Linked DNA regions of Mus musculus: region 2 is linked to region 1. A link is a loop called in an ENCODE intact Hi-C map of the cell type or tissue named here. Cell type or tissue: heart. All regions are shown on one strand. Each heading gives the region's core, and the rest is flanking DNA. Links, peaks and the distances in the headings are about the cores only. Region 1 has its middle 11 kb from the start of Elmo2. Region 2 holds the start of Cdh22 (cadherin 22).

Region 1 (11,960 bases), core at 2,745-10,744:
CAATGAGTCTTCATAAATTGCACTAAGAAGAGAAGCAGGTGTGGGACAGATTTGCCATCAAGGAAAAGCACTCATTCTAAGTCAGGTCCAAGGATGAAGCCACAGGTGTATGTGAAACTGTTGCTTTGAACTTATAATGAGCTTATGAATGAAACATTGCTCTGAACTTACTACCAACATCCTTCTGTAACTTCCCTTTTGAGTAACATTTATTTATCTATGAGGTAATTTTATAAAGAACTTTTGTCAGGTTGGAGAGTTGGCTCAGTGGTTAAGAGCACTGACTGCTCTTCCAGAGGTCCTGAGTTCAATTCCCAGCAACCACCTGGTGGTTCACAACCATCTGTAATGGGCTCTAATGCCCTCTTCTGGCATGTCTGAAGAAAGCTATAGTGTCTCTATACATATATACACATGTACAAAATAAATAATTTTTTTAAAAAGAACTTTTGTCTAGAAGGTATAAATTGCCAGAGAGAAGAAATAAAGTATGGAATTTGGGGCTCTGCCCCATCCACCAAATTTATATATGTATGTGTTTCTGTCCATATGTATGTGCATGCATACGTGTGTAGATATATGTGTATGCATATAGTATGCATGAACATGTGTGGGAATTGATGAAACAGTTGGTCAGGCCCAACCAAAGTGTATTTGTGTGTGTTAGTATGTGTGAGTGTGTCTGTGTGACTGTGTGTATGTCCGACTTTCTTCTTTATCTTTTTTCTCTGGCTCACAGAGAGTTAATGAATTCCAAGTTGAGCCTCTGGCCTGAGCAGCAAGAGGCCCTTGAGTCAGAGAGATAAGAGATCAAATAACTGAACTTCGGAATCCCTTGCTGCTATCAGCAGGAGTTAATTGCCAGAAGGCAGTGATTTTTGGGCACAAAGTATCAAAGAGTTAAAGAAAGAGAAAAATTACCAAGAGTAAGCAATCTTTGCTCCTACAATGGCTGACATCTCTCTTGCCTTCCTTAGTTTACCCTGTGATGCCAGGCTGGACCTCAGCATATACCCCCAGATGATATTCTAAATCTTTCTGAGACTCCATGCAATGGGACAATAATAGTGACAGCTTCAATGGATGTTCATTAGGACACAGTAAATATGGAGCACTTGGTACAGTACTGGGGTCATAAAAGGACCTCAGTTAATCATATGTTTTCAATTGTGTGTGCATGCCCATGGACATACTTAAGTGAACCTTTGTGCGTGAGTGTATGTGGGCTTGATGCCTGGTATCTTCCTGTATTGCTCTCTGCCTTTCTTAACTATTAGTGGTGGGTAGGGGAGATATGGGCCATAGTGTATGTGCATGTGAGGTCAGAGGATAGCTTTCAGGATTGGTTCTTTCCTTCTACCATGTCTTCCAGGTATCAAAGCCAAACTGTCAGGCTTGCTCAGCAAGTCTTTTCCCTGCAGAGCCATCTTGCCCTACCCCTTCCACCTTCTCTGGGATAGCATCTCTCACTGAACTGAGTCTTGCTGTTTTGGCTACAATGGCTGGCCAATGAACTCCCAGGATCCACCTGTCTTCTCCACTAGACCCCCCACACCCGTAACACTGAGTTTTTATGTTTTTATGTGGGTTCCAGCGATCCCACCCCAGTTCCTCGCTTTACCCGATGAGCCATCTCCCTAGCCCCAAGCTTTAAACTGTTCATTATTTACTGAGCGAACTGCCCCTAGTTTTTTAGTTCCCCTCTAAAGACATCTGAAAGTGGAACACAGGGACACGCCCCCTCCCAGTTCCCTAATCCCTTTGACCTACTTTTGTACAGTTCATCTTTCCCCAGCCCCACCCCATGGCCTCACTCCCCATCTCGCCCAGCAGATCCCTCCTTTACTTCCTTTAACTCTGATGCCTTCTCCCCTCCCCAGTTACTGCTGGGAGAAATCTCAACCCTCCTTAGACCCCGGCCCAGCGCTGCATGGGGCCAGAGCAAACTACAACATCTTGACAGCTGGGCGATGCCGCTGTACCACGTGGCCCGGGGCAGCACGCAGAGGCACAAAAGCTCCGGGGCATCTTCTCATCTCAGTTTGTGAGTCCTCACCCTCTTAGTTGTGACTTCTTGTTTTAATGGGGTTGAGGGAAGAAACCATAAGCTAAAAACCAGCCTCTCCTCTCCCCAGCCCAACAGCAGCCCCCCCCACCCCCTGCTCCCCTGCTCCTTCTCCTCACCAGAACCGTCTCTCCCCTCCTCCCAGATCAGGGCAGCGACCTGCTCCCAATCCCTGGTGCCACCACCTCTGTTTTGGACCTTATTATATTAGTCATTTTCCTCATTGCTTCTGTGGAAAAAAGAAAAAAAAAAAAGAAAAAGAAAACCGAACAAAAGCAACTTAAGGAAGTGTTTACTTCTGCTCACAGTACAAGGGAACAGTCCGTTATGGTGGGCGGCAGGACCGTGGCACGGATGGTCACATTGTATCTGCAGTCAGGAACCAGAGGGAGACAACGCTGGTACTCAGCTCTAATTCTCCTTTTTATTCAGTCCAGGATGCCAGTCCATGGCATGGCGTCACCCACACTCAGAGTGGGTCTTCCCACCTCAGTTAACCCAGTCTAGAAGCTTCCTCACAGATGTGCTCAGAGACCTGTCTCCTAGGTGAGTCTAGACTCTGTAAGTTGAGCACCAACATTAACTGTTATTAGAACTTGAATGTTCCCAAAGGCTCAGTCCTCAGCCTGGTGTTATTTAGAAAGTGGTGAATACCTGAAAGAGGCCTGGCCTAGGGGAGGTTTTTAGGTCACTGGGGTTATTGTCCTCCAAGGGCACAGTGGGACAACAGTCTCTTCCTGATTACTAGACATAGCCATGACTTGAGCAGGTCTCCTCCACCACCAGCTCAGTCCACAATGTATCACATCATCACAAGTCTAAAACGCAATAGTGCCCACCCACCACGGAATGGAATCTTCCAGACAGTGAACTAAGAGAAACCTTTTCCTTTCTAAGCTGGTGTTTTCTGATTTTTCTTTTCTTTTCTTTTTTTCTTTTCTTTTCTTTTCTTTTCTTTTCTTTTCTTTTCTTTTCTTTTCTTTTCTTTTCTTTCCTTTCCTTTTCTTTTCTTTTCTTTCCTCTTCTCTTCTCTTTTCTTCTTCTTCTTCTTCTTCTTCTTCTTCTTCTTCTTCTTCTTCTTCTTCTTCTTCTTCTTCTTCCTCTTCCTCTTCCTCTTCCTCTTCCTCTTCTTTCTTCTTCTTCTTTCCAGCAAAGAAACAACTGACAAACAGTGCACTGCTTCCTTCCACAGCAACGTCTGGTCCTTCCAGCAGCAGCATCCACAAATTCTGTCAGACAGACTGCAGTGTAGAATGTGGTCCTCTGAGCATAAGAGCTGACATCTTGCTGAGCAATGGTGGTGCATGCCTTTAATCCCAGCACTTGGGAGGCAGAGGCAGGTGAATTTCTGAGTTTGAGGCCAGCCTGGTCTACAGAGTGAGTTCCAGGATAGCCAGGGCTATACAGAGAAACTCTGTCTGGGGGGAGGGGAGGAAGAGCTGCTGTCTTCACCAGGTCAGCTGCGCCTCACTGCGAGAGACCATGAGTGGACCCATAGGCTATTGACATTTCCCAGAGAAGAAGGGGGATAAAGAGAGTCACTGCGGCCAGGCATTGGTAGTGCACACCTTTAGTCCCAGCACTTGGGAGGCAGAGGCAGGCCGATTTCTCAGTTCGAGGCCAGCCTGGTCTACAGAGTGAGTTCCAGGACAGCCAGGGCTACACAGAGAAACCCTGTCTCGAAAAGCCAAGAGAGAGAGAGAGAAAGAAAAAGAGAAAGAGAGAGAGAGGGGAGAGAGAGAGAGAGTCACTGGGCTCTTCCCTGAGAGTCTGGTGGGTTCTGACACTACCCAGCCAACTGTCTGGGATTCCACCCAAGCTGTCATGGCCTTGGAGTGGGTGTCTCAGAGGTACTAGACTGTATAGACTGGGAAAGGTTAACTAAAAGGGAGGACTCCATCTCTGTGGCCATGGGGAAGCCATCAACTATGCTGGAAAAAGATGAGGCTGCTTTGCGGTTCCCCCAAACTTCTGATAGCAACCCACGCTCTGTACGTAAGCCCATTAAATTTACCGGTGTATTGTACTTTGGTTTGTCCTTGGGGGGAGGCATAAGGAGGGGGCAGAGACTGTTTCTATCCCCCCCCCCAGGGAATTTTCATGACAGACTCTTAGAGTCTTTCTTGTTAATACAACAAGGTCTCGCATAACTCAGAGTCGACTTGAACTCTCACCTCCACCATTCCTGACTTTAATTTTTCATCCCTTTAATTTTAAAAATTACTTCCTTCTGGTCATATTCATGTGTGTTTATGTGTGTGCACATGTGTGTGCTCACCTGTGGGTGTTCAAGTCATGGTTCCACTGCTGTGAAGAGACACCATGACCACTGCTGTGAAGAGACACCATGATCTTTTTTTTTCTTGGATTTTCGAGACAGGGTTTCTCTGTGTAGTCCTGGTCGTCCTGGAACTCACTCTGTAGACCAGGCTGGCCTTGGATTCAGAAATCTGCCTGCCTCTGCCTCCCAAGTGCTGGGATTAAAGGCATGTGCCACCACTGCCTGGCTATGACCACAGCAACTCTTAGAAAAGAAAACGTTTAATTGGGGCTGGCTTACAGTTTCAGAGGCTTAATCCATTCTCTTTATAGCAAGGAATATGGTGGTGTGCAGGCAGACATGGTGCTGGGGAAGTAATGAGACCCATGTCTGAATCCACATGTAAGGAAGACAGAGGTCCTGGGCCTGGCTTGGGCTTTTGAAAGCTCAAAGCCCACCCCCCATGACACCCATCCTCTAAGAAGACAGCACCTGCTCTATCAAGGCCACACCTTCTAGTCCTTGTCAAGTAGTGCCACTCCCTGATGACCAAGCATTCAAAAATGTGAGCCTATGGGGGACAACCTTTTTGTTTGTTTTTAGACAGGGTTTCTCAGGGCTGGAACTAGCTCTGTAGATCAGGCTAGCCTTGAACTCATAGAGATCCACCTGCCTCTTCCTTCTGAGTGCTGGGATTAAAGGCTTGCACCACACCTGGCTAGGGGGCCATTCTTCTTCAAACCACCACTGTGTGTGTGTGTGTGTGTGTGTGTGTGTGTGTGTGTGTGTGTGTGTGTGTGTGTGATATGCATGTGTGCATGCCACAGAACACATATGGAGACCAGCCGTGTGTGTGTATGTGTGTGTGTGTGTGTGTGTGTGTGTGTGATATGCATGTGTGCATGCCACAGAACACATATGGAGACCAGAGAACAACTTCCAGGAGTCTCCTATTGCAAGTTCTGGGACTCAAACTCAGGTCAACAGGCAGTGTTTCCTGTTGTGCCATCTTGCTGGCCCCTTTTCGTACCTTCACAGACAGGCTGTACAGGAGCGTCTATGCCAGGCTCCCTTCTCATTTCATCCTCGGATGCACAGTCTGGTAGCACTCTCCTTTTACAGAGGGAAACCCTGCGGCAGCCATTGTTCCCAGGCCTCAGTCATCTGGTTAAGAGGGAGCTGGTGTTTAAGCCTGGTTCTGTCTGAGGCCCAGGTCTGAGACAACATTACCTCGTCTCTCTCGAGACAGCACTCGGCTTCAGATAGAAAGAGAGACAAAGTGGTTTAAAATGGGCAAAAGCAGCACGGGAAGAAATTTATGGGGACTTGGTTCTTTAAGCAAGAAGCAAAGGGCACGAGGCAGCCAGCCAGTCTGCTTTGGCTCTCAGAGGCTGGGTGCACATAATTCACAATAACTTAATTTGGGGAAATCGTTCTTCTGGGAACTGAGGTTTCTGGCATATTTGTGTGTGTGTAGAAGCAGAGGGAAGAAAGGACAGGGCCTTGGAGACTGTGGGGAGCAGGGAGCTGTCAGCCCCAAGGGGGCAAGTTCAGATAGCCTTGAGAGACAGGCATGCTGGATCAGGAAGCCACCCTTTTGCAACATGCAAAGTGTGTGTGTGTGTGTGTGTGTGTGTGTGTGTGTGTGTGTATGTGTGTGTGTAGGGAGGAGGCTAGTCAATGAGATTTGCAAAATTTCCAGCACACTAAGCAATGAAAATAATAAAGACCACTAACCAGTGTAACTAGAGGTGGAGGGCAGGCACCATTTTAAGAATTGCGCATTAATTTATTCACTCCTGGGGACTTTTACACTGCATCGGGTTGAACCTTCACCCCCCGACTCTTTGGATCAGGAATTATTCTTATTGCTCTCATTTTTCACAGGCTTAAGCTGGCGCTTACAGAATTAAGCCATTTGCTCCACAGCTATTTAGTAGCAGATCTGGGGCTCAAACAAGTGGACTCTGACCTTGAGGGTCAGAGCTCTGGAAACCACACCACATCCCTTAGGTCTGGAGCGCCCCCTGGCCTGTCTCCTAGAAACAGCTTCACTTGGGGACACTGAGAGATTTCTCTTTTAAATTTTCTGCCCTTCCTTCTTCTCTCCTTCCTTCCCTCCCCCACCTTCTGTCTCCTGATTTTTCTGAGACAGGGTTTCATATAGCCCAGGTTAGCCTTGAGCTTGTTATGTAGCCAAGAATGACCTTGAACTCTTCATCCTTCTGCCTCCATCTCCCAAACTCAGGTTTGTTTGTGGGGGTGGTGGACTGTGAGAGGAAGTCTGGTAAGGTTGAGCTAAGGTTAGAAGTCCCAGAGACCCTGAAGGGATGGTAGGAGCTTTGCCTGCTCTGGGAACCAGGTCCCTATCATGTAGCCATAGCTCCCCCACCACACACACACCCGTAGAGAGACTTGTGACCATCAGTCACACAGAGGTAGCACCCCAAACCCTCCCACATGTAGATAAGGTATCCCCAACCTTTAAGCACCTACTGTCAGACCCGGACCCACCCCAAAACTGTATGGGGTTGAAGGTGTGTAAGAAGAACTCCAACATCTAAGTGCTTCTGTCATAAGAGCTGTAACACGGCTACCAGAGAAGAGAACTGCTCTCCCGAAACGCCTCCAGAAGCTCCCCCACGCCCCTCACAGGCTGGTCAGCCTCCCACCAGCTCAGTTTCGTCTGACCTAGCCTGACCTAGAGCAGAGCGACCACCCAGTGCAGTGTCTTGGAGCAACGATGCAGTGACAGTGACAATGGCAGCGATGGTGGCAGCAGAGGCCATTCCCCCTCTCTGCTAGAGTTCTCTCCCCTTAGCCTGAACCCTTGCAACCAGCCTGGCCAGAGAACTACATGGAAACCCTCCGGTACACAGGCTCTCATTTCTTGTTGTCCTGTTCTACTTCTTGTTGTGGCTGGAGGCAGGGTTTCTCTGTGGAGGCCTGGCTGTCCTGGAACTCACTCTGTGCTCTGCCTCCAGAGTGCTAGGATCAAAGGTGTGTGCCGGCATGCCAAGCTTTTCAGAACTTTTAAAAAGGAGTGTTTTATTTTTAATTATGATGTGTACGTGTCGGCATGTGGATATGTGCCCAGAGGAAGCCAGGAGAGGCAGGTGGGTTCCTTGGAGCTGGAGTTATAGGGGCTTTGGAGCAGCCTGATCTGGGTGCTGGGAACTGAACTCAGTGTTCTCTGGGAAAAGAGCCAGTGCTCTTAACTGTTGAGCCAACTCTCCAGCCCCCCCAATGTCTTAAGAAGCTGTGCTGGCCCTCCATGGTGGGCTACTTCAGTGTACAAGGGGGGGGGAGGTCATGGACTCTTGTGGGAGGTGCACTTTTCTGAACAGGATCTATGCCCCTTGTAGCACCAGGGTTGGCCCCAGGAACTGCTTCACCAGCAGGAGGACTTAAGGTGACAGCAGCACACATCTTAATTAATAACATGAAATTTTTAGCTAAGTGTGAGGCATGAGTTCCAGCAGGTCAGGACATCTCTGAACAGGCCTAGAAGACATAAACAGTGCCAGCCTAAATCCCAGCGACACAGAAGACCGAGGCAGGAGGATTGCAAATGCAAGGCCAGTCTGGGCTCCATACAAAGTAAGTTCAAGACTGAGGCCGGAGGATCACAAATCCAAGGCTAGCTCAGGCAACTTAGTGAGATCCCCGCCTCAAAACCGAAAGTAAAGAGAGGACAGAAGGGAGAGCCATGTGGTGAGTGTGGCCTAGCAGGCCCAAGGCTGGGGGTTCACTTCCCAGTATATAAAAAAAAAATCAGTCAAACAAGCTTTGACGCAGAAGGTTCCCCCTCTCGTGCAATCCCTTGTCTTCACCCTGAAAAGTGGCATCTGAGGGGCCTAGTCTGTTTCCTTTGCCCCAGCAGACACCTCGAAGTTCTGCTGCTCTGACTGGGGATTTTCAGAAGAACCAACTGCCTATTGGTTGAGAAATGAAGGCAGACATCCTGGAGGGAATGGAGGCCCACCACTCTTCCCTGGGGACTGTCTTGGTTGGGGACAAGGTCCTGTGGCTCTGGTGAATTCTATAGGAGAACTCCTCCCTTCCAGACACATTGTCTGGTTGTTTTCTATAAGTGTCTGTTGAATGTTCCCTATGTATGACCCGGGCCAAACACCTTCATTTTCAAATTCACAGGCAGAGTGTGTAAGCAGAGAAATATAAATTGTGTGTGTGTATGAATGTGCATACATGTGAATGTATGGATGTGTTTCTGTTTGTGTATATGAATTTGTGAGTGAGGGGTGCAAACATGGTGTATGTGTGAGTGTGTGGCTATACAAGTGTATAGGTGGTTGTATGTGTGTGCAGTGGATGTGCATGCGTTTGTACAGATGTGCATGACTGTGTGTGTGTGCTGAGTCAGAAGAGGACTTCAAATGCCTCCTCTATCATCCTCCACCTTACTCCCATGAGAGAAGATCTCCCACTCAACCTGGAGCTAGGCTGGATGCCATCATGTCCCTCTCCCCCAAGCAGGATCCTCCTGTCTCTGCTCCTCTCAGCTCTGAGTTACAGGTGCACACAGCCAGGCAACTCTTGACTGGAAATTCCAGCTCAGACACTCATGGCTATACAGCCTGCCCTTGTACCCACTGAGCCATCACACCAGCCCACTTCCTCAACATTCAGAAGGCTAGTGAGCAAAACTGCAGTGTCCGCTGCTGTAACTGAGGCCAGGGTGGCATTTTGAAATCATCCTTTCTCCTCCGTCACCCAGTCTGGCATCCTCTCAACATGGGTGGTCTAAACCTTATCTTCCGGGTTAGAGCCTTTATTCTGGCCTTCGTCTAACGGTCATTCCTCAACCCAGCTAAAGCCGTCCCAGGAGTGCTCTGGGTCCCCATTGTTCAGTAGCTTCCCGAGCTCCTCGTCCCACAGGGTGGCTTATCCCAGCTGATGTGGCCCTTCCTTCCTTAGCCTACTATTCCTGCATGTGGCCATGTGACTAATCCTGCATCTGGTCCTTGTTCCTAAGATACCAGAGCACAGGCTGGAGGATACATCCTACTCCCAGAGATGCTGTCTCAGAGCTTCAACTAAACCCTAGAGAGGCCACTGCCATCCTGCCAGGGGACTGTGATTGGAGATGTTGTTCATACTCTTTACTCAAGGGTGTGTGGATGTGTCTATACGCCTGTATATAGATGTGCATATGTTTGTGTATGTATTACATTTGTCTGCATATGTGTGTATATATGTGTATTTGCATGTGTGCATGCATATGTCTGTACATCTGTCCATGTATAAATGTATACACATGTATATATATATCTGTGTGACAGGCCAAGGCAGAGCAGAGGTTCCTCTATTTTGTATTCTTGCTGAGGTCATTTTAGGTTTAACTAGAATCTGATCTCCTTGATGGAGGATCCTGTGGAAAATTAACCAACTCTATTATAAGAACCTTAGGTCAAGATGCCCCTAACTAACTTACCTTAGCTCCTGTTAAATTGTCTGCTTGTGCAAAACCTTTCCCTGTAGCTACCCAGCAAGATAGCAGGATATAGCTTTTGCCTTTAAAAACCCCTTACACTAAGCACTTAGCATTACACTAATTCAGGAACCGAATACCTGAGTGTGATCCTGGGCAGCTGAAATAAAGACTTTCAATTTGGCTATAAACTGTGTCTGAGTGGTCCTTTCTGGTAGGTTCCCCACAACATCTGTACATGTGTTCAGGTACATACATGTACATGTCTTAAAGTGTGTATATGCATGCATGCGTGTGTACAGGGCCTCAACAGCACTGCTCTGGGACAGAGTAGTGTGAGGAGGGACTGACAGCGAGCAGAAGCTGGGCTCAGGGCACCTGCAGGCTGGAGCAACATGTAAACTTGACTGCATGATGGAGGCTTTATGTTTTGCTTGCTTGTTGGTTGGTTGGTTGGTTTTGAGATGGGTCTCACTATGTAGCCTTGGCTGGCTTGGAGCTTGCTGTGTAGACCAGGCTGACATGCCTCTGCCTTCTGAGTGCTAGGACTTCGAGTGTGCACCACTATGCCTGACCAATGAAGTTTCTCAAGCCTGTGACATGTCCTTTCTGATAGGGATGCCCTCTGTCTCCTGTGGGCATTTGTATGAGGATGGCTCCTTTGACTGCTTTCTGGGTCATCTTAAATTTAATTTTTATTTCCTTGGATACAAAGGTGATCTAATAGTGTGGTTTTTACTCTTAATTTCCAACATGTGGGCGTATGGTCTGTGGCATTTTGAGATCTTTCTTTTTATATTATATTGGTTTAGATTGTTTATCAATGTAGTGGGTTGGCCTAATATTGCTTGTATTCTATGCTAATTCGGGGCCCCCAAGACTGGTTACCCCAGAGATGAGAGAGTTCGCACATAAGACACTTAGTGACCCTGCTCCCAGTTAATTGTGATTGGTAAAAAAAAGAAACCAACAGTCAACAGAGGAGACATGGGTGGGGTTGAGGTTTTGGGGACTTGGGGAGAGAGGATGGCGAGGGCAGAAGGAGGAGAAAGAAGCCATCATAGGTTAAAGAAAGAATGTGCAGGAGGAGAAAGGAAGCAGCCATGTGTTAAGAGAGAGGAAAAGCCGGGCGTGGTGGCGCACGCCTTTAATCCCAGCACTCGGGAGGCAGAGGCAGGCGGATTTCTGAGTTCGAGGCCAGTCTGTTCTACAAAGTGAGTTCCAGGACAGCTAGGGCTACACAGAGAAACCCTGTCTGGAGCTAGGAGCAGTCAAGATGGAACCCAATAAATAGTAAGTAATAACTCAGAATTATCGATAGGAAAGTAGATTTTAACAGCATGGAGGGTAGGCAGCTGCCCAGCTATTGTGCCGTTTAAGGTATATTGAGGATATAAAGGCTGTCTGTGTCTTTCATCTGGGATCTTAATGACCAAGGTAGGGTAGAAGCCCTGGGCTGGGTTTTAAATAATTTTTACTACAGGTCAAATATTTAGTTTATTGGCTTTTGCACAATTTTCCTCATGCCCAAGTAGATAATAAATTTTGATAAATATTTCATGCATGTTTGCATATTCTGTGTTTAAAAAAAATTTTAATGTATTTGAATTAGTAGGTTTTCTATTAATTCTATGCATCTATCTTCTCTCACAGGGATGCTGATTTTATAGAGATCCCCCTGGGGGCTGAAGAGATGGCCCAGTGGTTAAGAGCACTGACTGCTCTTTCAGAGGTCCTGAGTTCAATTCCCAGCAACCACATGGTGGCTCACAGCCATCTGTAATGAGATCTCATGTTCCTTCTGGTGTGTCTGAAGATAGTGACAGTGTACTCACATACATAAAATAAGTTTTTATAAAAAGAAACCCATTGGGAGCCCCAGCAGAGGGCATGTCTCTGTCTGTCTGTCTGTCTCTCTTTCTCTCTGTCTTTCTCTCTCTGTGTATGTCTCTCTCTCCTTCCTTCCTTCCTTCCTTCCTTCCTTCCTTCCTTCCTTCCTTCCTTCCCTTTATTTATTGCAGTACTGGGTTACACCATGGCCGGTTCCTGGTTGTCATAAAGATGTACAGCCTCACCTCTCTTTACTTCCACTCAAGGCAATGTGGAAGCTGCTAACAGAGGCAGCTCTGCTTTTCTCTGTCACAGCCCACCTCTTCCCTCTTTCTAACCCTTCCTTCCCATTT
Region 2 (11,960 bases), core at 1,301-9,300, 100 kb before region 1:
ACCAGCCTCTGTGGAGTCTCCCTCCATGCGTGGGCCCTCTATGTACTGCAGGCTTCTCCGTGGTTGGAGTGGCCAGGGGTGGGGACATCCTGCCGGTGGTAGGTGGCTTGGCACTGTTGTCAGTGACAGCCTTCACCCACCGGGTGCCAGAAATGGCCTCTGACCCGGATTCATTTCTAGACATCACCCAATGTCCTTTGGGGACCAAAAGTGGCTCTGGCTGAGAAACACTGAGGACATGCGGAGAGCAAGAAAGAGGGAAATCTCCTCCTAGGGTTCGAGGCAGAGTGGTGGCCACTGGGTGGTGGCATAGGGCTCACTGGGCAGCATCTGAACCCGAGAATTAGGAGCCCTACAAGACCTCTTAATGCTTCAGACTAGATGTGGGGTGAACCCCCTCAGCCTTGGGACCTCACAGACATGTGTCCAGCCCCCACAAGGAACCTGGCTTTTCATCACTGTACCCTGGGTCCCGTCAGCCTCTCGCAAGCATCTGTCCCCGGCCGGTCCCCACTGCTTCTGTAACCCTTGCCCCATATTTACTGTCACCATGACCCAAGAGCTTCATGCGCCAGACATGGGCACACGCGTGTCCACCGCATTCATCTGGCCCTCTTGGGCCCTAAAGGCAGCAGTCGTAGCAGGCCTAGCAATGGCAGCCCTGGACCTGGCTTCCCAATTTAGCCACTCTCCCTGCAGCTGGGCTGAAGCTTCTGCAGACAAATGTCACCAGGTGCTTCCCTTGTTGAGACCCTCAGGGTCCCCACTGCTCAGAGACACCATCCCATATCGCCTTCCTGCTTCCTGTGGCTCTCCAGCCATACAGGCCCTGCTTCCGAAGCCCCAGGGGTGGCTTCCCTGGGATCCCCATTCCATGCAATTGCTTCAGCAACTGGGTTGGCAGTTTCCCACCCTTTCCCCCTCAGGGGACTTCCAAACCCCTGAGCCTGGAGCCCCCTTCCTCTCCAGTCTGCCTCCCCCTTGCTCCTTAAAGGACCATTATTCAATCCTACAGGGCCCTGCTTATACCTCACTCTGAAAGTTTCTGCCACTCACCCACAGCTCTTACCACCGCGCTGAGAACCGCTTAATTATCCGCGGGCCATGCTGGACCGATGGCCTCCTGCTGTCTGGGATTAACAGTTGTGTTTCCCACCCTCAGCACACCGCTCAGCACAAACTCATGCCTAGCAAACACATGCTCGTGTGTTGGGTTTTTTTTCCAACTAGATGATGAACGGATGGAAAACTGCACAGACAAGTGCATGTGTGACCTAGGGAAGAGACTGTTGCGTAAGTTGGGTCATGGGGCTTTGGACTGGGTGTTGAGAGGAAGAGCCGTTCAGGCCTTGAGCAGGATCATTGGGTTGGAGGCATCGTAGAAGATAAAAGAGGATGCAGAGGGGTTACAAGGACCTTGAATGTCACTGTGCAGAATCTAGACTTAATTCAGTAGGCGATGGGGAGCCATGGAGGGGTTTTAATCAAGCAAGTGACGTGATCCCACCTGTGCTGAGGAAGGATGCCTGTGACTGCAGCAAGGACTGTGGTAGGAGGAAGACCGGAGGCCTGCAGGCTGGCGAGGAGGTTTCCATCATGATGCCTGAGTCAGAGTGGGAATCACGGGATGGGTTGGGGGAGAGAAGGCAGAAACTAGGACAAAAACGAATCTGTGAAATCTAGAACCTTCCTTTGTCCCTTGCTACTTAACCAGCCAGTTTCCACAACCCTGGAAGCTCAGGAGGAGCCTGAGATCAGAAAAAGTCTGATTCTAGCCCCCAGGTAGGCAAGCCATTGTGGCAAAGCCATTGCGCTCAGGATTATTAACAGAGTATTACCATAATCAATTTTGTGGTTAACCAGCGACCTAAGTGCCCATCATGGTGCAGAGGAAACTAACTTATGCATCTTTCTTTCTTTCTTTCTTTCTTTCTTTCTTTCTTTCTTTCTTTCTTTCCTTCTTTCCTTTTTTTCCCCACTCAGCAACCTAACAACTGAGGTTCAGAGGTTCAGAGAGGTGAAGTAACTTGTCCAAAGTCACACAGGCCCCAAGTCATAAGCCCCGCTTGCATCATCGACAGAGCTGGTTGGTGGCAAGCAGACAGTCAAAGCCTGGGGGTTCTCATGAGGAAATAAGGAGTCCGTCCCCTCCACGTGATTGCAGGTAAGGTGGGGCCGGGAGGAAGCATGGTAGTAAAGAAGCACCTTCAGGCTCTGGAACCTTCTATACTCAGACCCAGACTATACTCAGATGTAGGGAGGCATGGTCCCCTGTAAGAGAGTCTGGCTTAGGAGTGGGTACTGTTTGTGTCCTTAGCATTAACAAAACAGGAGCCTCTTAGGGCAAGCAGCAACATGGGCCCAGAACCCAGGAGCATCACCTTTGTGCAAATTAGAGGAGAGTGTGCCCTCCTCCGGGCTCATGCAGTGCCTTTAGGGCTCCGACTTGTTGAGTGGAGCCCAAATAGATTTTAGATCCTCTTCTCCTCCTGTGCTGAATGCCCTCAAGACAGTCAACAGCCAGCCCAAGGGCACGACAGCTATGCCTCCAGCCTCCCTGTTCTAAACCTCTGCCTCGCACATACATAGACTCAGGCTGTTGTGCAAGGTAACTTTCCTGTTAGTTTTTACCCTTTCCTTGTGAGATGAAGTCTAGTAGTGCCCATTGTCTGGATGACAATGTTGAGATCAGAGCCTGTCCTGTGTAAGGCAGGGGTGGGGTGGGGTGGGAACATGACCTTAGGCTTTTGTTTTTTGTTTTTGTTTATTTTTAGAGATCCCAGTTACAGAACTCAAGCGGCCAAGAAGCAGAGGCATCCCATCCAACATTCCATCTTAAGGGTGCTCTGAGAAGCTAAAGCTGATGGAGAGCCTCCTTTGTATGTGGGGGACATTCAGGAAACAAGGCTTCAGTTCCTGAGCCTGGACTGAGGTGTTGGTCTCCTCCCAGCCAAGAACGACTGATGCAGCCTGTCTTGGTTCCCGAGGGAGGGCTGGTATAACCCTAGCTTGGGTCTCAGCCTAGCCCCCCACCCTCTCCTAGGCTTCCCAGCAAGGGTGCAGTTACATAAACAGAAACTCATTCCCCCCCCCCCCCCGGGCTGTATTTCCAATGGATTTTCCTGATGGAAGAAAACAAGAGAAAAACTCAGATAAAAGAGGAAATTTAATTGGCCAACTCCTTTATTGGTGTGGTAAATAAACTGTTCCAAACTTTGCTGTGGTGAAGATCCCTGTTCCATCTCCAGCCCGAGGCCTCACAGGGAGTCTCAGAACTCCACAGGATACGGACACAGAGAACCCCAGAGGGGGAAAGAGGCTGAGGCCCAGCCTCTGTGCAAAAGCAACCAAGCCACACACACACACACACACACACACACACACACACACACACACACTATACACATGTACCCAGGGTCACCACAGTTTTTCACTTAACAGCTTTCTCCCCCTGAGAGCTCTGGGGATCTACCTTAAATACCTCATGCTGCATGGAAGCAAACGCCTTCCTGCTTTGCCTGCAGTCTGAGGACAAGAAATGGATCCATTTTCCCTCACACTCACCCAGCATACAATTGGTGAGGCCCGGATATCAGGGTGTCTGGGTTCCCATTCTGCCTTTTGATAGTGTTTGCCCTGTGACCCCAGAACCCACCCTCCAATAAATACTTCAGGATGGGAAGGAGGACAGCCCAGGTAGATAGAATCAGACAGGGTGCCCCAGAGGCAGATGTCCTAGGCTGAGAGACCTAGCTTGGTAAAGCACCTGCTGGGGAGCACAGGTACTCTTGTAGTGAAGGAAGATCACAGAGACACCCCCACTTCATCCCAAGCAGTGTTTAAGGGAACACTGGAAAAAGCCGGGAATCCTGCTGCCGCAGAGTAGAGGCTGGCTTGGGGAAGAAGATGCCTTCTGACCTGACAGACACTGAGGCAAGAAGGGTGAAAGAAGGTGGCAACACTGAGGATGAGACGGGCCAAGCCCCCACATCCCAAAAAGAGTCAGGGTGGGCACTGGTGGGCTAGCGTGGGAGATACTCTGAGGGACAGAGGACATAATGGATAGGCTTCCAGGACAGAAGGAGAAGAAGCAGAGGCAGTAGCCAATACTAACAATCAAGACTCTGGCCAAGTTGAGCACTCCTGCTGGTTCTGGGACCCAGGGAGCTCATCAGATGGAACGCACACCCTCCGACCAACGCCGCCGCCGACTAGGAAGGGTAGGAGAGAAAGCAGGGGGCTCCTAGCAGCGCGAGCCGGACAAGCCTTCAACCGGCCGGGCCCCGCAGGCTTCAGCCGTCGCTGCTGTGCCCGCCAGCAGGGGGTGCCTCTGCGGCTTGGGGAGACCTCGGGGGACTCCAGCCTCTCTCTGCGCTCCGCCCGCTGCACCCTACAGGGTCGTCTCCAGCAGCACCCAAGCTGGGGCAGGGACCCGACCAGGCCACAGCGGAAGTGGCGAAGTCAGGTCCCGAGCCAAGGGAGACGTGGTTAGGGATAGTGTCTATCGAGGGTCCCGCAGCCTGTACGCCCTCACAGTCGCAAGGTCCACGCCTCCCGGTTCCGCACCCCGGCCTCCGGAGGGTCAGTCCCGAGTGGCGCGTGCTTTGGACGTGAGCCTGTGAAGCCCGGTCCTTCTCCGTGGTGGGGACAGAGTCCCCGGAGTCGTGTGCGGATGAAGAGGGTAGAGCTACCTCTCAATCTCCACCGGCCATCCGACGGCCGAAGGGAGCAGGGGGTCACGTCGGCAGGGCCACAAGGGTCCTCATAGCCTGTCCAGCTCACCCCACCCAGGGGTGGCCGCAGCCGCGCGTGTCGCCGCGGCTCGACCCGCACACGCACCCGCGCGGCGCACACGCTCCCGCCGCGCCGATCGCCGGGCCTCCGGGAGGGGCTGCGAGCCGAGCCGGGGCGGCGCGGGGTGGGCGGCGGGAATGCCGGGGTCCCGGCCCGTACAGAGGCTGGATTCTCCATCTCCCCACCCCTCCCCGCACTCCGGCCCTACACCCCTGGCGCAGACACCCCCTTCCTCCCCGGCCTCGGGGGCATCCTGGAGCTCAGGACACAGGGACCGCGACTCCCGGGCCGGGAGGTGGCCGGGCTGGGCTCCGCGCCGGGGAAAGTTTGGACGTGGGAAAGTCCCTGTCTCCCCGCCGGGGAGGGGGCGCGGGATGGGCGCGCTTCAGCTGTTGCCCCGGAGCCCGCGCCGCGCCGCGCCCGCCTCTCCCCGGCCCGTGCACCCTCCCGGCCCGCAGCCTTCCCCAGCGGCGATCGGTTGTCCTCCCGCGGGTGCCGCGCGCTCTTACCTTGGGGAGCGGCCGGACTGCACCCTGGTCCGCGCCTTGGGACGCCAGCAAGCGGCAGGATCACAGCCAGGTCCGGCTCTGGCGTCCGCTCGGAGGAGCCGAGGGAGAGCGGGAGCGAGAGGGGGAGCCGCGGCGGCGAGTGCGCGCGTGTGTGGAGGAGCGAGAGAGCGAGGGAGTGTGCGTGTCTGACTAGGGGGGAAGTGTGCAAGGGACGGATCCCTTCCTTCCTCCCGCAGCCTCTGGTGGAGACTCGGAGAATGCAGCGCCCGCCGGGCAGGAGCGCCGAGCAGCGCCGAGCCGCAGGCGGCCGCCGGGCCGGACCCCGCAGCCAGCCGGGGAGCCCGGCCCCCGCCCCGACCGCACCCCTCCCTCGCCTGCGGGGCCCGGAGGCTCCGTCTCCCCCGTCGCCGGCAGCGGGAAAGCCCCCGGGGGAGTGCTCCTTCTCCTCCTCCCAGCCCAGATCCGCGCGAAGGGAGCGCCCCCAGGAGGGGAGCGGGCTCCCTCCTTGCCTGGCGGTTCAGCTGCCCCGAGGCACCCGTGGCAGACTAGACCCTGTCCCCACCACTCCCCTGGCCAGACTTCGCTGCATCTAGCCCCCCTTCCCCCACACACTATGAAAGCCCGGCTTCAAAAGAAGGGGGTGCAAGCGAAGGTAGAGGCGGGCTTCTCAAGTGGCCACCCCTGGCTGGCTGCCCAGAAAGGCCCTTTGCACAGACCGAGGCTTCAGAGACAATCACTGAACATTGAGGTGGACAGAGCCCCTGCCCCGGGGCTGGGAGTCTGCTGGCAGGTGGAAGGTCAGTTGTCCTGGGAAGAGAGCCACGCTGGTCATTCCTCTTTAGGAGCGAGCTCTGGAAGTCCTGTGCCTCCAGCCAGAATAAAAGAGTAGGCAAACAAGACAGTCCAGCCTAAACTTCGTGCCCTCTAGCATGAGGCTAATAAAATCCACCCCCACCCCCCACTGTCCAGAAACGCTTGCAAAGCCAGATTTTCCGTTCTTGCTCAAATTCAGCTAGCCCAATGCCCGATGTCTTTTCTGCCTAGACTGTTTCCTTTTTCTTAGCTGCATGGGTGCCAGCCAGGTGACTGAAGTGACCGTGCAGCTGTATGTCTTTGCCATCTGCCCCTAACCAAGCATCCTGGCCTGCAAAACAGACGCTGAGTTAAAGAGGTGACAACGCCCTCCCTCCGAGACCCTGATTCCTGATGGTCCCTAGGGACCCATACTCCAGCTCGCCCTGGCCTGCTCACCACCGGGAGCTCTAATTTCCACTCTCCCACTCCTCCCTAGTGACTGGTGTCTCCTCTGGGTGGTTGCATTTCTAGTCCTTCCAGCTGAACTCCATCACTCTTATTTATTTTGAGATTTATTCTCCACCTCGACAGCCGGTTCCCTCCCTTAAGTCCTTCTTCTCTCGGTTCATTCCCTTCATTGATCTCCCAAGCGTTGCTTTTGTGCAGTCTCCTGGTCTTTTTCCTCCCCAACCTCTCTATTCTTAGCCTCTACTCTTTCATGCTTTCAGAGACCAGAGGCTGGCCTTCCAGATGCATCTCCACACTTTCTGCTTTCTCCCTCTCTCCCCGACTCACTTTTTGCAGCTGTGGATCCTTCTTTTCTGTCCCTGCCCCAGGCCTGGCTGTGTGCTGACCCCTCAGGACTCTGACCTAATTACAGGGCCATAGGTTGTTTGGGCCTGGGCTGTGATAGCCTCCACATTTGCCTGCACACAGTGGGGTAAGCCACAAAGTCTCTTCTCCCCAGAACTCCATTAGAGCCTTACCTTTTACTCTCCCAACATCTCACCTTCCCCTTTAGGTTGCCTCCTACCCTTATCCAAAAACCTCCTCTCGGCGGCCTCACGTCCTGGGTTCTGGGAGCACTTGAGATTCACCATCGTCAGAACTGCTGTGATTTTGCTTGTATGCAGATCGGTCCTATTTTACAGACGAGGAAACATTTTGGAATATCAGGAATACACAGGCAAAGTGGTGAGAGTGGATTAGTTAGTACATCCTGCCTGGGTTCTCTGCTCTGGAAGAGGGTAAGCCAGGGCTCTTCTGACTGTAGCAGTAGGTGGCAAGAACAGGAAGAGATCCCATGAAAATCTTGGGGTGTCATAGAGGTCTCTTTCCCAGCATTGACTCAGATCAGATGACACCAATGTAACAACAGCAGCTAGTAAGCCCTGTACTACCTATTAATTTTTATGTAGATTATTTCATTTGATTGACACAGCAGACAACCTACAAATTTATAGACAGGGAGGCTGGGGCACTGAGAAACGTGAAACTTGCAGAAAGTCACAGTGCACATGGAATAGTGGCGATAGTGGGGATTTTGATCCTCCTCAGGCCTCTGAGCTGAAGGGACAGGGACTGTTGCTTCCAGGCAAGCAACAGGCCTAGGACATCCCAGGTTTCTTTATGCTATAGTATGTATGAGGTGAGCATACAAGGAGAGTATCGCTCTTGCTCTTCCAGGGTCTGGATGAAGTCATGGAGGACTTGGGGGAGGGGTGTGGCTGGGGATTATTCTGGGAGGAACTTGTGAGATTCCATCAGAAGAGCCAGCGGGGTTTGGTACATTATGGCCTTTGGAGTAGTCATCTGCACCCCTGGCTTTGCCCTCTCTTGAACACAGGTTCCCTTCACCTCCACCGCATGACATTTGGACCCATAATCCTTTGTCACCGTGCCGTCCTGTGCATGGCAGTCTGCCTAGCAGCGTCTCTAATATCTGCTCACTAAATCCTGTGGCACCACCCCCTTCTTCTAGTTGTGACAACTATAAAAGCTGCCAAATGTCCCCTGAAGGGCAAAGTCAGCTCTAGTTGACCATCAGGGCTTCAGTATTAGGGCCTGAACAGTGGGGTCTGTTCCAACATAGTGTGCCTCCGAACAGGTGTCACAGGGGTGTGTGTGTGTGTGTTTATATGTGTGCTTATATGTATGTATATGTGTGTTTATATGTGTATTTTTGTGTTTATATGCATGTTTATGTGTATGCATATGTGTTTATATGTATGTATATGTGTGTATCTATGTGTGTATATGTGTATGTATATTTATATGTTTGTACATATGTTTATATGTATGTCTTGTATGTTTATGTATGTGTCTGTGTGTGTATATATGCGTTTTTTTGTTTGTTTGTTTGTTTTTTTAGATAGGGTTTCTCTGTATAGCCCTGGCTATCCTGGAACTCACTTTGTAGACCAGGCTGGCCTCAAACTCAGAAATCCGCCTGCCTCTGCCTCCTAAGTGCTGGGATTAAAGGCGTGCACCACCACCACCCGGCATGTGTGTGTATTTATGTGTGTGTTCATGTTTACATGTGTGTCTGTGTATACATGTGTGTGTGCTCATGTGTGTATGTTCATGTTTGTGTGTGTGTCTGTGTGTATATGTGTGTGTGCTCATGTGTGTGTGTGTGTTTGTGCTTTCGGGTCCAGGCTCTTCCTCTCCCCATTTCTTCCTCTCCATCTCTGACTGCAGACCCCACAGGGTCTTACCTGCCTCTCTGCTCCCCCCACCGACAGCCCCCATGGCTTTCTGTCATCCTGCTTGTCCCTGTGTCTGTCTGTTGCCTCGACACACACATTTTTGTCTGCTCTTCTCTGCCGCCCTCCATGCTGTCTCTGTCTCCTCCTCCCCAGCAGCCTTTCAGGGAACTCTCTGATGCTTTCTGAATGTGAGTCCTCACTTGTCCTTTCTACCTGGCCCCACCCCCACCCGCCCCAATCTGTGTCTTTGGCTGTCTTCTCTTCTCTGACCCATCCTTCCTGCTCCCCCTCTCTGTGTCTGTCTGTCTGTCTGTCTGTCTGTCTGTCATAAGTTCCCTCCTCTGAAGTCTCCCTCCTCCCTGTCACTCAGCTCTAACCTCCCCCTGTCCCTTTCCTGTCTTCCTCTCCTCCTTCCTCACTTCTTTCCTCCTCCTCCCCTTTCCCTGCTTCTCATCCCTCCTCTCCCCCACTCCCTGCATCTCCTCTCCTCCCTCCTGCACTCCCCCCTCACTCCTTCTCCCCCTCCCTCTTTGTCCGTGGGAGCTGGAAGTTAAAAGCTTTTCCGAACTTGCTCTGCAGTCGCTGTTCCCGGCGCCTTTCATCTCGCCAGCACATTTGTAAAACTGCGCAGACTGAAGGGCCGTGACATGAACAACCAAAGAAATGTCAATGCCAGGATGGGGCCTTCAGCCCACAAGGCGGTGTTTGTGGGGAGGGGGGCACTGGGGCTCATCTAAGTGCCTCCTGGGAGGGGATCCTCGACCTAGGCAGAGTGGAGGGACACCCACCGTGGCCCTAGTGCTTTGTGAGCTGAGCTCTTCAAAGCTGAGCTCAGCACAGGGTGGGGCAGGGGGCAGGCAAGGTGGAGGAAGTGAAGGCCTTAGGGCTACTGGCTGGACCGGCTGGACCAAGGCAAGACCAGGCTGGCAGCTGGCACTTGGGAGCTCTGGGAAGCAGAGATAGGTGAATTTGCTCCCCCCCCACACACACACACATGACATCTCACCATGTTCAAACTCACCAGCCCAAAGCCAGAATGACTGGGTTCAAATCCCACCACTGTCACTTAACAGCACTTTGACAGAGAAAAGCAAGGCTGCGTTAGCAATGCTGATGTATGAGGTCTGGGGTGAAGGTTAAATGCATGAAGCCATGCCCGACACTTAGAATAGATGTTTGCTGTAATTAACACGGACAGCAGCAATGGCTCTGCTGGGTAGGATGGTGGGCTCCATACTGCAGGAGGGAAAACCAAGGGTTATCAAGGGCAGATGGCCTAGAGGAGAAACCAGGATCAAAGCCAGCCTCCCTCTCTTCTTTTCCTTTCTCCTGGAGTTGTGGGCACAGGGTTGGGACATTGCACTCTAGCTGGCCAAGCAACCTGTTTGGTTTCTTGCTATGTGCAGTGGAGGGGGATCATAGTAGATGTTCAATAAACATTTGTGAAGAGATGAATAAAAATGTTGGGTTGCATGAAGGCTGGACACTTGAAAGGCGCTTTGTTTGCAGGTGTGTGTGAGTGGCAGGCACGGGGAGAGTGAAGCTGGAAAAGGAGCCTGGGCCTTGCTTCGGGGAGGTGCAGAACAGGAGAGTTTGTCCAAATCCTTAACTCCCATCTGGCCTAAGAGCCGGCAGCACCCTGGACAGCAGACAAGGTGACAGGTGGGCGCCACTGGCTGTTGGAGCCCATTTGGCAGCTTCACCGCGCTTCTGCCTGGGGCGAGGCTCCAGCCTTCTGCCTTCCATGCTTGCTCCGTCCCTCTTCTCGATCCCTCTGAATCCAGATCCAAAGTCAGGAGTCCCGCGGGGGCAGGTGCCTCTTCTGACTTCCCCTTTCACTGCCTTTCGACAGCTCTGCAGCTCTGAGGCTGACACTGCAGGTGGCTGTGTGGAGATGGGAGGACGGTCCCCGGGGCTTTCCTGAAGGTCCCCAAAGACCCAGAAGACTGGAAGAGGGCCCAAGCACCTGGAGCATCTTCCCTGATCCCCTCCTGCTCTGTGGTTGCAGGGTGAGACAGCCCTGCCACCCACACTCCCCCAAAACACACACTTCAAACATTCCTCTCTCTGAATTATTCACCTGCCTCTCCCCAGGGCTGCTGCAGAGCGCCCAGCCCAGGTGCCGAGCAGGAAAAGGAAAAGGAAAAAAGAAATCAGGAAGGCCCATTAAATTTAAACACCACTGAGGATTGTCAGACATGAGGTTCTATTCCTGGCCTGGAAAAAGAGCAGCTATTGAAAGGGTGGGGATAGGTGGGAGGACAGTGGGGAGAGACCACCATGGGGTGGGTGACTCGCTCAACAGCAGGAAAGCTGGGCCAAGATGCCAGAGAACCAGGGCCTCCCCTCGATGCTGGTCCTCATGCGTGAAGAGTGTAGTGCCTCCCTCCCTCACCTGCTCTGGTAAGCCGGAACACCCATCTAAAAATAGCTCCTTGCAGTTACCCAAAAGCCCACCATTCCCGATTCAGCACTCGGGAGGAGCAGGGCATTGCTTCTCCAGCTGCCTGCTCTGCTCCTGGCTTCCTTCCTGCATCTCCCATCCTGGAAACGCCAAGCTATTTCAGGCTTTTATCCTACTCTGATCTTTCACAGTGTTCTTACCACTTGGAACTCTGTTAGGACTCAGACTCGCCGGAGAACTCCTATTTATCTCTCAAAACCCAATTCTAGCTGATAGTGTGAACTTATGAGCCATTGCCTGTCATCAGCCTGGGACTTCTGGCCCTGAGGACCTCCTCTGTGGACCCTGAAATGGATGCCCGACTCCCCATGGTCAGACCCATGCAGCCATCACCACCTGCGATCACAGAACAAGTGGTTGAGAGCAGAGAGAGGCACTGAGAAGCTCTGTCCCAGGCCGGGCTGTGGTCCCACTGTGTGTTGGGCAGGCTCCTGGCTTGCTCTTAGCCATGACAATTATTATTTTTTTTACCATGTGAAATAAAAGGGGCGTGGTGGGAGACCAATCATTTCATGGCAAGCATCGCCCTCAGTTATAAACACTCAGGAGTTCTTGCCTCTGGTAATTTCCCAGGTCATCTGCATGAATGCTGCTTCAAGCCTAAAGTAACTTGTTTATACTGGTTTATCTAAATCAACTGTTACACACACACACTTACACACACGCACATATATGCATGTACATACACAC

The links. A loop is a pair of places that touch in the nucleus more often than their neighbours do. Peaks named below come from ENCODE experiments on the same cell type or tissue, not always from the same donor. Only the 100,000 strongest peaks of a DNase experiment are listed, where the experiment ranks them.
Region 2: a loop joins it to region 1, with 7 times the contacts of the local background. A loop is called at or near these places in 10 of 42 quality-filtered maps.

What each region holds. Positions count from the first base shown.
Region 1 is chr2:165,331,040-165,342,999 of GRCm38, forward strand. No RefSeq gene overlaps it. Among named protein-coding and RNA genes, the nearest start is that of Elmo2, 11 kb to the left of the region's middle. In heart, for the core only: a CTCF peak has its summit at 6,349; no DNase peak of the experiment used is centred there; H3K27me3 peaks cover 1,469 bases.
Region 2 is chr2:165,229,252-165,241,211 of GRCm38, forward strand. Cdh22 (cadherin 22) reads right to left here and starts at 5,486. Exons shown (of 12, transcript NM_174988.3): 1 at 5,304-5,486. It overlaps Gm36748 (a long non-coding RNA gene), which reads left to right. Exons shown (of 3, transcript XR_375215.3): 3 at 1-3,663. In heart, for the core only: CTCF peaks have their summits at 4,328 (motif pointing right), 5,544 and 5,770; DNase peaks (open chromatin) are centred at 4,310, 5,485 and 5,910; H3K4me3 peaks cover 2,499 bases; H3K27ac peaks cover 1,279 bases; H3K27me3 peaks cover 7,823 bases.